4 separate regions of the Mus musculus genome follow, and all the other regions are linked to region 3. Evidence: chromatin contacts called from ENCODE Hi-C or POLR2A ChIA-PET data. All regions are on one chromosome and are shown on one strand. The core of a region is the stretch at or near the end of the contact, and the rest is flanking DNA. Distances in the headings are between cores, read along the strand shown. Region 1 holds the start of Ppif (peptidylprolyl isomerase F (cyclophilin F)). Region 2 overlaps Zmiz1os1 (a long non-coding RNA gene). Region 3 holds the start of Zmiz1 (zinc finger, MIZ-type containing 1). Region 4 overlaps Zmiz1 (zinc finger, MIZ-type containing 1).

Evidence for each region. Hi-C counts contacts between places; a loop is a spot of excess contacts on that map. ChIA-PET counts read pairs that join two places held with the same protein, here RNA polymerase II (POLR2A).
Region 1: a map of heart shows a loop between it and region 3 (2.3-fold over the local background). The contact joins the promoter of Ppif here to the promoter of Zmiz1 in region 3. A Hi-C loop is called at or near these places in 2 of 37 maps with a recorded cell type or tissue (adrenal gland and heart).
Region 2: a loop to region 3 is called in a map of gastrocnemius, with 6 times the contacts of the local background. The contact joins the enhancer-like site here to the promoter of Zmiz1 in region 3. A Hi-C loop is called at or near these places in 13 of 37 maps with a recorded cell type or tissue (Patski, gastrocnemius, heart and 1 more). POLR2A ChIA-PET finds 5 or more read pairs at or near these places in 2 of 5 experiments (Patski and embryonic stem cell).
Region 4: a map of heart shows a loop between it and region 3 (2.2-fold over the local background). The contact joins the enhancer-like site here to the promoter of Zmiz1 in region 3. A Hi-C loop is called at or near these places in 1 of 37 maps with a recorded cell type or tissue (heart). POLR2A ChIA-PET finds 5 or more read pairs at or near these places in 1 of 5 experiments (Patski).

Annotation. Positions count from the first base shown.
Region 1 is chr14:25,692,543-25,695,712 of GRCm38, reverse strand. It overlaps Ppif (peptidylprolyl isomerase F (cyclophilin F)), which reads right to left and starts at 1,543. Exons shown (of 6, transcript NM_134084.1): 1 at 1,290-1,543; 2 at 210-240. The coding sequence starts at 1,481.
Region 2 is chr14:25,302,962-25,306,201 of GRCm38, reverse strand. All of the region lies in intron 2 of Zmiz1os1 (a long non-coding RNA gene), which reads left to right. LOC115486423 (a long non-coding RNA gene) reads left to right here. Exons shown (of 2, transcript XR_001781198.1): 2 at 1-2,581. Among named protein-coding and RNA genes, the nearest start is that of Gm41113, 75 kb to the left of the region's middle. Within about 2 kb of position 1,533, at least 2 of the 3 ENCODE cell types and tissues checked have a DNase peak (open chromatin) inside an H3K27ac peak, as active enhancers do; they include gastrocnemius and heart, where a contact is called at or near this core.
Region 3 is chr14:25,457,627-25,460,757 of GRCm38, reverse strand. It overlaps Zmiz1 (zinc finger, MIZ-type containing 1), which reads right to left and starts at 1,573. Exons shown (of 24, transcript NM_001310666.1): 1 at 1,202-1,573.
Region 4 is chr14:25,645,491-25,648,486 of GRCm38, reverse strand. Zmiz1 (zinc finger, MIZ-type containing 1) reads right to left here. Exons shown (of 24, transcript NM_001310666.1): 10 at 2,630-2,828; 11 at 1,480-1,752. Among named protein-coding and RNA genes, the nearest start is that of Gm52102, 14 kb to the left of the region's middle. Within about 2 kb of position 1,662, at least 1 of the 3 ENCODE cell types and tissues checked has a DNase peak (open chromatin) inside an H3K27ac peak, as active enhancers do.

The sequences.
Region 1 (3,170 bases), core at 294-2,793, 230 kb before region 3:
TACATGGGCCTTCCCCTGGTTCTGAGATGTCTAGCTACTTTCAGACTGGTTAGCAGAGTTGACAACAAGGTCCAGAGAGGGACAAAAGGCTGCCTCAGGGTACTCATCAGCTGTGCTTAGGTTGAGACTCCCATATGGTCATAATCTAAGTCCTAACTCCATGCCAAGCCCACCAGCCTTGCCGGGCTCACTTTCCACGTAAGCCTTACCTGCAGTCTTTGGCACGACATCTGCCTTTAACTATGGTGAAGGAAAAGGAACAGAAAAGGATGGTCAGTCCAGAAGCAGGTGCAAAAAAGATCCCCCTCACCATTCACACCCAGAGGCCAGGGCATCATGACAAAGAAGAACAGGGCCATTCCCTTCCATGACCACCAACCCTCCTCGGAACTGCCAAAGCCACTATCGTTTCTGCCAGCTGCTTCCTGAACCCAACCAAAGCTTGCTTGAGACAGCCTTAGTTTCTTATCCGAAGAAACTAGTGCCATCCTGGCCCACTTCCGGGACAGAAATGTCAGCTGGAGGCCCTCGGCATGAGTCCCTGGACCAAGAGTAAGTATCACATTAGAATTAGCTGACCTTCCTCAGTGCTGGGGGAAACTGAGGCTCACAGAAGGGAAGGAGGGGACCGTCATCCAAGCCTGCCTCATGCCTCTCAACTTCTCTTAAGAATCCCTCTTCACCAAACAGAGTTGGGGAGGTACTCCTCATTTTCCAAACGAGGAAAATGAGGCATAATAAAAAATGCCAGCTCCCCTCCCCCAGTAGATCGGCAGTCTAACTGGTACCTTTGTTCAAAGCAGAACAGCCTAAAGGCTCCTGGGATGGCCTCCTGATAACCTTGGTGTCTGTTTCCTACTTTTCTTTTTAAGGGTCAAATCTCAGGGAATGGAGAGGGCTTGGGCAGCCAGAACCTTCTCACTTGCATTCCCTGTGTCTCCTCTTAGGCAACCAGGCCTTGGGGGCGGATCCGGAGTGCGCTCAGGCCACCACGTGAGCACCTGGCAACACCTGGACCTCAGCTACCCACCCCAGAGCTCTGGGTCCAACCTCGGACGCAGAGGGTCTAGGAAGCCCAACGTCGGTCCAGGCCGGTCAGTGGGCTGTCACTCAGTACGATCTGACCTTGACCTTTTCCTCCACACCCCCCAGGGTTTTGAAAAGCCCCGAACGGACCAAGCTGATGCCGCCTCTTCTGAGAGAGGGAAACTGAGGCTCAAGGTCACCTGATGTGCCAGGCACAGTACAGGGCCCGGGAAGTCCAGGTTTTCCAAATGTCCAAGCCTCACCTCCAGCACCACGCGGCCGAGCGGCTGTCCATCGGCGCCCACGTCCAAGTACACGAGCGGGTTCCCGGAGGAAGAGTTCGCGCCGCGGGCTCCGCCGTCGCTGCAGGTACGGGTCGCGGAGAGGAGCAGCGGCGCGGAGCGCGGGCCGGAGAGCAGACCGAGCAGGCGGGGGCCGCAACGCAGCGCTAGCATCGCTGTCGCGGGTCGGGCGAGGGCGCGCGGAAGAACTCAGAGCAGACACAGGCAAGGTCGTACGACCCAGGAAGCGATACCTAGGCCGCGCGCCGCCGCCTTTATTGGTCGGCTGGCTTCGAGACCACGCCCCCCTCCACGCCTCCGCCGCGCCCCCTCGGAACCTGTTCGCTAGCGTCCCCTGCCGGTTGCCGCTGGCAGCGTAATCGGCTCGTGCGTTGTGCCCCGCCCTCCATCCCTACACACTGAGCCGGAAGTCCTTTGAAAGTGCTTCTAGATCAAGAGAAAGGTTGATCCTGAGATTCAGAAAGACGTGGGGGGGTGTAGGTGGGGGAATCTGAGGTGGCTCAGAAAGGGAGAGATAACAGAAAGAACAGAGAAGCAGAGATACAGTCTAAGACACCCACAAGGTGACCTCAGGCTGCCGGCTCCAGGGCTGAGTTTGTCTCCTTTTGCTTCTAGAGACCAGATCCTCCGCCAGGACTGAAAATACAGTTTGCCGAACCAATAGTGCATCTGCCAGGCCTCAGTCCCAGCCCACTCTGACAGCCCTTGTCTGTTCCCACCACCTCCAGCCAGGCCAGCAGAGTGCGGGGCTAGATTTACACCCCCTGGAATGCCCCCTAGATTTACATTCACCTGGAATAAACTTCCTTGCCAACTGCACCACACCTGCAGGTAACTTCCTAAGCAACCATTCTCTAGGGATGCCAGGAAGTTGGCAGTGTGTGATATAAAAGGAAAGGAGCCTGCAGAAGAGCCACAGGCAGGACTTTAAACCCTGGTGCACTGGGCACAGCACCAGCCTGGGAATCAAATGAATGCCAGCCAGCGAGAGCATGTGAGCCAACACAGTTAGGAAACTGAGGCTCAGAAAGAGAAAAAGGCTCTAACTAGGGCTAGAAAACCCTGGTTCCCTACTGCTGGATTCAGCCAGTCCTGCAACCAAGGAAGCGATGAGAAATTACCCTGCTTTCTACTCATACCTGTTCTGAGGATAAACAAACAAGAGAGAGAAGCATTTGTTAACTGTTAAATGCTGTTCTGTGTTCAACAGCGATGGGCATAGCCTAGACTGTGTGCTCAGAGCATAGCGGGGAATCTCCAGTGCAAGGTCCCAAGGTCCTGAGAGGCGGGAGCAGGAAAGGAGCTGAGAGCCTTAGGAGCCGGGGAGCCTGGCCTGTCCCACCCAAGATTCAGTTGGGGGGTGTGTGTGTGTGGAGAAGCCATGCTGGTCCAAGTAGTCTATGAAATCAGGGCATGCTCCCCGCCTCACACATGGCAGCCTGAACCCTCTTGTGATGGTCCACAGCTCTCTGCTTTGTGCTACTGGCCTTGATGGGTTGTATACCAGTCCCTAGTCTAGGGTGGGTCTCACCCAACCCCACATAGGGCCCCGTCTTTTCTTGTCAGTGTGTATCAAAGGGAGCTGCCTGCAAGGGGAACTCACTTGCCCTCCGCTCTGCCTGAGCCATTGGCACATTTTCTAAAATCTATGCAACAGCAGTGCACACTTAGACTGGAAGGGAGTGGAGAGGAACCACCACACATGCCCTGCTAGGAAGCATCCACAAGTCCCAGGCTTTCTGTAGCCCATCGACTCCTGTAGGTCTTGACTCCTATTGGTCTAACATACCTCAAATTGGAGCTGTGGAAACTTGTTGTCCTGAGCCTGCAGAGGTGAGGATG
Region 2 (3,240 bases), core at 284-2,783, 150 kb after region 3:
AGGCTGAGATTTGCAACTCTAGGCTAGATTTGTAAACTGTCAAATCTCAAGGCATTTGAACTCTGCTCTGAGGGGGCAGTGTGAAGTTATAAGCCGTGATGGTCATGATCACAGCTGCCTGTGCTTTAAGAGGTAGGGGATTGAGCAGGAAGGGAACACAGAGATGGTAAGAGACACTGGAAGGGGATAGGATAATGTTAAAATGGATGATGGTGATGTTTGCTGACCCTGATGGTACCGATGAGGTGATGATAAAGGCAATGGCAGTAGTTGAGGGAGTGTGCTGGTGAAGATGGTGATGGTGGTGGTGTTGACAGCAATGGCAATGACAAAGTGATGATGTTGACCGTGATATTTGTGTGTTTGTGGTGATGGTATCGACGGTGTTGATGATGATTATGGTGATGGTAGTAGTCTTGGTGGTGGTAATGGTGATGGGTCATGGTGGTAATGTTTGTAATATTGGTGGCGATGTTTATGGTCTTGGTGGTGACAATGATGATAGTGGCTTTTTTTTTTTAAGTTGGCAGTGATGCTGATGATTATGGTGATGATAGTGGTGGTTGTGGTGCTGCTGTTGATGGTGGTGACAGCGATGGTGAAGGCTGTGGTTGTGGTAATGTTGGCAGTAGTGAATCCTGACCAGGAGAGAATCTAGAAGGTGCAGAAGAGCTGATGTAATGGTATTTGATGACAGGAGCCATTTGCATTAGGGGAGGTGTGAGGTGATGGCTTTGGATGTTCTTATAGCCTATCGGATATCTAGGTGGTGTCCAGTGGACAGTGAGTACTGGGATCTGGAATTTAGCCAGACAAAGATGAGAGCGGTAGAGAATACACCTGCTTTGGGCATGAGATGCCCGAGAGAGGGCACAGAGGGACAGAACCAGAGCCAGGGTCTCTGTGGCTTCCTGATGTTCAGAAGGGTTTCCGAGTCTCCAGGCTTCCTAGGCTCTGCCCAGGGGCTGGAATCCAGGCTTCTCTGCTTGCCTCTCACCAGTGTCACACTCAGTGTTTTTATTCCTCGCCAGGTTCTCAGGAGGATGACATTTGAAAAGGGAGCTCTGTGCTAAAAAAAAAAAAAATCTCTTTCTAACCCAGGTGAAGGAATTGCCATCCTGTGGGGTTAAGAGAAGGGCCTGGGTGACCCCTTGTGACAGCTGGTCCAGGCTGGAATCAATCTGGAGCTCTGCAAAGGGATCGTGGTGTGTGGAGCAGCCTGCGAATAGGGATCTCTTTATAAGGAGGCTCCCTTCTCCCTTAACAAGCCCAGCGAGTCTGCAGTGGGTCTGGTGGAGGGGGTTGCAGCAGAGACGGTGGCAGGGCTTGAGGAGGTGCCTGATTACAAGTCCTCTAAAACCTGGGCTATGGCTCCAGCCAGATGTCGTCCCAGTGAGCACGTGGCCCTGCTGTGGCCCCAGTTTGGCTGCCGATGACTGCCTGGCCTTTCCTGCCCTCTCCTGCCACAGGCCCTCACACCAGGCCGGAATGTCCTCAGGAAGCGGCATCTCGCTCTGCAGAGGGAGCTTTGCTTCTGGACTCCTGGCTGCAGCTCCAGCCAGGATGTTTTGCAATGAGCCTGGGGAAGCGTCCATTCCGGGAAGATCAGGGAGTGGACGGTGCTTGCCAGCAGGGGTCTGGGTGAGAGGGCAGCCACTGCCTGCTGGGCTGGGGTGGGACAGCCCATTCCTCAGGCCCTGTGGGACCTTGGCCTCTAAGCTGTTTATCTGTCTGTCTGCCTGTCCATCTGGATTAGAGGGGCTGGCTTGCTCACTTCAGTTCCCCAAAGGGCTCCCAACTGCAGGGCAGCTTGAGCCTTCTTTCGCTTTATTTCATCTTGGAATGTTTTTGAATATGACTCAAAAGCGATTACAAATTGAAAAGGTACGCCTGCTTCCAGCCACACTGCCCCTGCCCAGGATCCTGGGCCCCAGGAGTAAACTCCCTCAAGTCCCTTTTGTAGTTTGTTGTCTAGTGTTCTGTTTGCAAACAGAAGTGGCTGCTCCTACCCCAGAGGAATCATGCTATGTGCGATGCTTAGGGCTTTGTTCTCCAAAGGGCCACATGACTGTCTGCACAGGACTCCAGCAGGGGTCATCAAGCGCCATGTGGATCCCTCACATAGGACTGTCTGTATTTGCTTTGGAGGAACATGCTGGAGGTGCAAGGCTCTCTACTTTCTTAAGAGCCAGTCCCTTCTCTGGTCTAACCTGTTCCTCCTACTTTCTCATGTAGCCACATTGACAGGAGAAGACCCCGAGGAAGCATGCCCAAGGGAAAACTGTAAATGACAAAGCCGAGGACTTCAATTCAGGTGGACTGGGATTCGACTCTTTCCTCTTTGTCTGTTGTACTGTTGGGAACTTTAGACCTATGGAGTCTTCTATTTTTAGGAGCCAGACCTTCGAAAATTGGAGAGGGCCAGCCAGTATGTCAAGATCTCACGGCTGCCCTTCCCTCTTGTCCTGACACCTGAGCTCTCCTGTGTGTGAAGGATTTCCGCATGCCCAGAAGACAGCTTCAAGCTTCCAGAGCCAGGCACACTTATAGAAGAAAGGAATAAAACCATTTTACAGATGTGTATGCCGAGGCAGCTGAAAGCAATTGCTGACTTGGGTCATGGTTTAAGTCAGGGTGGGTTCTGGGCCCCTGGCCCTCACATGTCCCTACCCAGCATCCTCTTTACCTGCTCTTCCCCCATAGTGTCACTTTGTGCTTTGTCCCTGAAGGCTTTTACCTGTCTTCTCCACTTTTCTCAGCCTTGTTTACCTGACGGTTCCTTTCCTTGGTCTTCACTGGCTAAGGTCAGCCTCTGGTGTGTATGTATGTGTGTGTGTGTGTGCACATGTGTGTGTGCATGTGTGTATGTATGTAAGTGGGTGTGTATGTGTGAGTGTGTGTGTACATGTGTGAGTGTGTTATATGTGCGAGTGTATGTGTATGTGTGGGTATGTATATGTGAGTGTGTGTATGCATTCTGTGAGTGTATATGTAAGTGTGAGTATGTGTAAATGATTATGTGTGTATATATGGGTGGGTATGTATATGTGTGAGTATGTATACGTATGTGACTTTATATGTGTGTGTATGTGTGAATGAGTGTGTGTATGTGTGTGTGTTAACTGAAGCATGATCTTGGTGGTATATTATCCATGTTCCTTCAGAGTTATGTGTCTAGAATTCCACATGCCCTGTTAGGCTATCAATTCTTTTGAGGAAAAAAGTTGATAAATGGCCTTC
Region 3 (3,131 bases), core at 324-2,823:
CTGTGGCCGGCTCCTGGCCTTCTCCCGCGGCTTCGGGGCAGTCTCCCGTGAAAATCTGCTGGCGCACAATGGCCGGGAGAGGAGGCCGCCCCTCTCCCGCGCCCCCACCGCTCCAGGGCGGGGAGCCTGCCCTCTGCACCGCGCCCTCTCCCCGCCTGGCCAGCTTCCTGGACAGATGTCTCCGGCCAGGGGGCGACGCGCTCCCGCAGCCTGCACCGCGACACCGAGGCCGTGCTCCCCACTGTTTTCTCCCTGGCCCTGACGCCAGGAATGTGAAACAAGCTTTCTGAGCTTCCCTCCCACAATCCGGACCGAGCTTCAGCTCCGGCCCGGCCCCTCAATCTCCTCCCGGGTCGGCCTCCCACTCCCCCGGGGCCACCGCCGCCGGAGACAGAGAGGAAGAAAGAACACGGGGAAATTACTTTCGTATTTGCAACGCGCGCGCACACACACACAGACACATCTTCCCCTTGGGCTCGCCTCCCGACTGGGGCAGCCCCGGCCAGGCGTTGGCCTGAAAGCCCCTTCGGCTTCCGAAGCCCGAACGAGAAGCCTCGACACATCTCTTCAACGTGTCCTGCTTCAGCCACGCGCCGCGTTTCCCTGGGCTATTCTCCCCCCAAAACAACTTAACCGCGCCCCCATCTCCCATGTACAAAAGTGTGTTCTCCATAGAAATTCGGAGGCACAACTTAACACCACCAACCCTTGCCACCCTAGAATCCAGCGCCTTCCCGGAGGTTCTCCTACGCACACAGGAGCACAACTTCACATCTTTCCAAAAGAGGCAAGGGAGAAGCAGCCAGTCCTTCCCGGGTCCTCTCCTCCCTCCTCCGAATCCGTATCCCGGCTGGCTCCCGACTGATCGGAGCGACGGCTGGGAGGCGCGCCGGCAGGAGGCGGGCACCGAGTCCGAGCGCACAACCGCACCGGCGCCCCGTACACCCGAAGAACCCCGGGTCCCCGCGCTCATCCGGAGCCGCTCTACACAAGCTGGGCGCTCGCTGGTGGCCAGAGCCTCCGCCCCCGGCGGCCAGAGCAGCGGGCCGAGCCTGCACGGCTGGCTTCTTTCGCCCGGCCAGAGCTAAACCTTTAAGAGGAAAGCCCTAGTATAGTACACGGCGCTCGCACCCCGATGATCCGCCGGGAGCGGGTGGAAGCCTCGGTGTTAACGGGCGCTTGGCTCTGTCCCCAAACTTACCGGGCGCTGCGAGCACCACTGCCACCGCTGGAGGACGCGCCGCCGCCACCGCCGTGTAGGGCAGGCTGGAGCCGGGAGGAGCGCAGCGAGAGCGCGGAAATCCACTCGGCTCCGACTCCGGCTCCGGCTCCTCACCGGCCGGGGCTAGGGTCAGCGCGCTGCGCGGGCGCTGCTCGCTTGCTCTGCAGCCGGATCGCTGCTCGCCCGGCCGGCAGCTTGCTCTCCCGGGCGCCCGCCGCCGCCGCCGCTCGCTTTTTTAATGTCCACAGACAGTGAAAAGGAACTCGGCGTTAGGGGGTGAGTAAGTGAATCAACTCGCCCGGAGCCGAGCAAGTTGAAGTGTCAGATTACATTGGCTATTCTATTTCCAAAGGGCCCCGCGCCGCCGGCCTCCCGCAAAAGCCGGCACGGAGTCACGGCGGGAGCGGAGTGCCGCGCCTCCGGCGCGCAGCTCTGCTTGCCTTGGTTCGCTCTCCATCTGCGCGCTCGCTGCGCTCTCCTTTTCTCTTTTCCTTTCCTTTCCGCCTCTCTCCTTTCCCTTCTTTTCCTCCCTTTCTTCTCCGTTCCCAGGTCTCAGCTCTTTTCCGAACCCTGTTAGGCACCGCGCCACCCTCACCCTCCTCTGCTGCTCGTTCACTCTCGTCCCTCTTCTCGCCTCCCTTCGCTGCTCTTTAACGCCCCCCTCTCCGCATCCCATAAGTTTGGAGCGGAGAGACTGATGTGCCTAGGAAGGGATCACATTGGTAGGAGCAAAATTACTTCCAGAAGGCGTACCCCGCTTCCTACTGGTCCCCTGCAGGAGTGCACTGAGACCTCAGGTGCTGTCAGCTATCTGAATTGGGGTGACTGGATTGCTAATGAGACACTGTGTGCGAAACTTCCATGTAGATTTTGGGATTATTCCTAAAACAGGGTGAGAGAGGGTGAGAGGACCCTAACCTTCACTACCACCGGTGACGCAGGGGAGACTAAAGTGCGCCTCCATTGACATCTTGAGAAAGAGCGAGAGGTGCAGCGAGAACCATAAATACCCACTACTACTTGAAGTTAAGAGCAAGGACGCCTTAGTGCCTGGTAGGGAGCGCCTGGGGCGCTGAGAGCCGAGCGCTCCCGCTTTGCAGAGGTGGAAATAACCCAACCAAGCCCACAGCCCAGGGCTGGGCTCCACTCCTACAGTGGCGAAGAGCACTCACGAAGCAGTTAGGTGCGCTCACTTGCGGAGGTTCCCCTCACAGACCGGCCCCCAAGTGTATCCAAGTGCGCACTCCCTTTGGCTCTTGTCCATTACCACTCACACAGAAACTCCTACACAAACGGCAAACGGGTTTGCGCCTACCTTACAGCATGGCACGCATACTTCTCATAGCACGCATGACCCCCTCCACACACTTGTACACACACTTTCCATCCCAGTTATGCCCGTGCACCTGGAGTCATACAATTGAACACACAAATATAGTGTACACCACCCCCGGTACGTTTAAAAACAAAACAAAACACGAGGCATTCCCCCGTGCACTACCTCTCACATTCGCGTACACATACCACACATGTTCCCCTTACTCTTCCACATCCCTTCCTCAACCCCACCCGCCTCTCGATTAGAGGTAATGTAGTCCTAAAGACAACAAGCGTCTAGGCTGGACCCGCGCGCGCGCGCGCGCGCGCACGCGCTCCCCTTCAGGACAGGCGGGGGAGGCTTGGGTCTGAGCCCGCTAGGGACTCCAGGTGTGGCGATAACTCCGTGCTCCGCGTTTTGCAGGCAGCCACGGTGTCGGAGGCGAGGCGAGGAAGGGAGCTGGAATAACAAAGGCAAGTTGGGAAGAGCGCAAGGGGGCGCAGCCCTGGCCGGGCCGCGGGGGGAGCCCTGCACTGCCGGGTCGTCGGAGGCTGCTTGGCCGCCAGCCGGGGGAACCGGAGGTGGGGAGGA
Region 4 (2,996 bases), core at 413-2,912, 190 kb before region 3:
CAAGATTTCTCTGTGTAGCTCTGGTTATCTCAGAACTTGCTCGGTAGACCAGGCTAGCCTAGAACTCATAGATCTGTTTGCCTCTGCCTCCCAAGTACTGAGATTAAAGGCATATACCACCAATGCCTGGCTAGGTTGTACCACTTCTAACATAGGATGAACATACTGCCATGAGGTAGAAGCCAGAGCTCCCAGCATCTTATAACCTGGACCAGCTGGGAAGCAGCAATGCTCTGGGGAGAACTCCTTTAGTAAAAGCAGAGGGCTTGGCTTCAATGTAGGGCTTTCAATATGCAATTCTTCTGCGGCCTCATCTCAGGTGAGCAGCCTGAAGCTCAGACATGCATGCCCAGTGCAGCCAACTATCTCTCAGGAGGTTGAGGGTAGAGGGTGTTTAGTGACTGTGTTCTGGGAGTGAAGCCATCAGCTTAAGGCCCCAAACCAAGGACAGGCAGGGCTGGGAGGAGCCTAAAGGCCTTTGAGTTTCTCTCCCTAGTGCCCACTAGGTCGAGGCTCAGGTCTTGAGTTGGCCTCCTGGGTGTACAGGAAGCCTAATCACTATAGCCTATTCCTGAGTCTCAGGCTTAGGGCACCTATACCAATTATGACATCATCCAACCTCTGTGAGAGTGGCGGCTGAAGGGACCTGTGGGGACAGAGAGCTTATGCTTTCGTGGGATAGAAATCTGCTTCAGCTCAAGTTGAAGGCCACAGTCTTGACCAGCCAGAAGGACATGATCTGAGAAGATGAAGAGCTGAGGTGCCATGCCCAGGAAGGGGCATCATGGTGTGCCAAAGACAAACTTCACTGGAGCGAGGGGGGCGCATCAGCTGGGCACGGATCTTGGTCTCAGTTGTATTCTGAGTGTCACTGAGACCTGGTGACTTCCCTTTTCCCCTGACCTTCCACGGTGCTTGGGACCGTCTGCTGGGATGGTTTCCTCTGGCACCTCTGCTAGGAGACCCCAGAGAAGGCACTATCCCCAGGAGAGCAATATGATGGAAGTAAGCCCTAGGGATACTGTGTGCCATCCGATGGCCTCCCTGACACACAGCCTGTACTAGTGTACTAGTGGCAGCCCTCACTCTCTAGGTGGCTCCCTGCACTGAGGTCCTCATCCAGGGTCATCCATTAGTATCTGAGTATGGACAGGGTTAAGTGGTCTCCATGGTTTCTGCTTCTACACTTGCCTGCTCTAGGCAGGGTATTTTACAATGTCACGGCCCCCTGTCCTCTGGGCATTCTAAGGGCCAGTGTGGATTGTGAATACCATTGATTTAAAGTCATACACACTCAGGTGTAGTGACTTGTTTGGTGTTTTCCACAACAGAGATGATATTAGTCAGGGGCTAAGCCTCCAAAGCCCTTTAGTTCAAGTTCTCTAAGTGGCCTAACTGTGCCTTTTCCAAGGTCCCTGGGTCCATGGTCCCTCTGTCAATGTTCCTTCTCCTCCCATCCCCCATCATAGTCACACTTACCTCTCCCGGGTATGGCCTCTTTATGCTCTGAATAGGAAGGGACTGGGGCCGGGGGCCTGGGTAGGTCTGCTGGGGCATCCTTTGCCCGTGTGTGCCAAAGGGGCTGATGCCGGGTGGTCGGGGCTGGTTCATGCCCATGGGAGGGCCGCTCATGCCCGAGGGTGTCATGCCAGCTGCCATGCCGGCAGGGTTCAGGCTGCCCCCCATGGAGGCAGGCCCCCGAGGCCCGGGTTGGTTCATGAATTGGCTGTTATACGCCTGGGTGGGACCCATCTGGAAAGAGGAACACACCTTCAATGGGAGAAGAAGAAAAAAAAAAGAATAAAATGCCACATGCATTGAAAGTGCAGGGAAGGAAGGTAGGGGGCTAAAGGGGGAGCAGCACTTTCCCACAGGGCTGCAGTTAAGAGCCAGGAGCTCTTAAAGGACCCAGTCCTCCAGGGCTCACTACTGCCCTCTGCAGGTCTCATGGGAAAATGCAGCTGGTGGGTTTGGGTAGGGCAGGGAGCAGTCACTCCAAGGCACAGGCAGCATTCCCAGGGAGGCAGGCAGGGGACATGGAAGTGGGTAGGGATGGGAGGGACACAGGGAGGACACAGGAAGAGGAGGCGGATGAGGATGGAGGCTGAAGCCCTTTCCTGAAAGCCCTGGCCTTGCCCTTGGTCAGTAGCCAATGGAGACACACCCTCCATACACTAAGTGTGATTTACCCAGCCCACTTCCTCCTGCTCACCCTGCACCCTTCCTTCATGTTTCTGCCTTGCAGGGTTATGGGGTTCCCCTTTTCACACCCCACCCCATCCTTTTGAAGGTCAGAGGATCTACGATGAGGCCTGGGTAAAATCCACAGATGGGACAATAGTGGCCTCAGAGGTGATTAGGGACAAGCTAGTCACAAAGCCATTTTAGGCACACAACCTACTGTCTGATAAGCAGGAACTCCGAAACCAATAGGGTACCTCTTCCCCCATATGCACTGGGAGCTACCAGCCCAGAGAGCATAGCATACCCCCAAACCCCACCACACCCAACCATTTTACCATACCCACACACAACACTCTTTTAAGGGGCTTCCAAGGATACCCGTGGCATTAACGCTCAAGATTTCCCCAGCCTGGGTGAGGCCAGGCCAGCGGGCAGGAACCCTTACCGGTCCATACTGGTTTATATCCTTGTTCTGTGTCTCTTGCAAGGCTGCCACTGTAGCTGTGGCTGTGGCTGTGGCTGTGGCAGCGGCGGCTGCTACTGCAGCTGCTGCAGCAGCGGCCGCTGGCTGGGTGAAGTCAGCAGGAGGCCGAGTATGTGGAGGGATGCCCATGCCTGCTGGGGCACTAGGACCCCCAGGGTAACTGTGGAGGAGAAGCAGGGAGCAGTCAGAGAGAACTCATTAGCTGACTCTGGGATGTACCCAGTACCAGGAGGAAGGCTACAGGATTATACGCATGAATTCCAGACACCTAGCTTGTGGGTGTGAGGCCCAGCAGCGGACCTGGGACTTCTGAGATTGGTGGCTATTC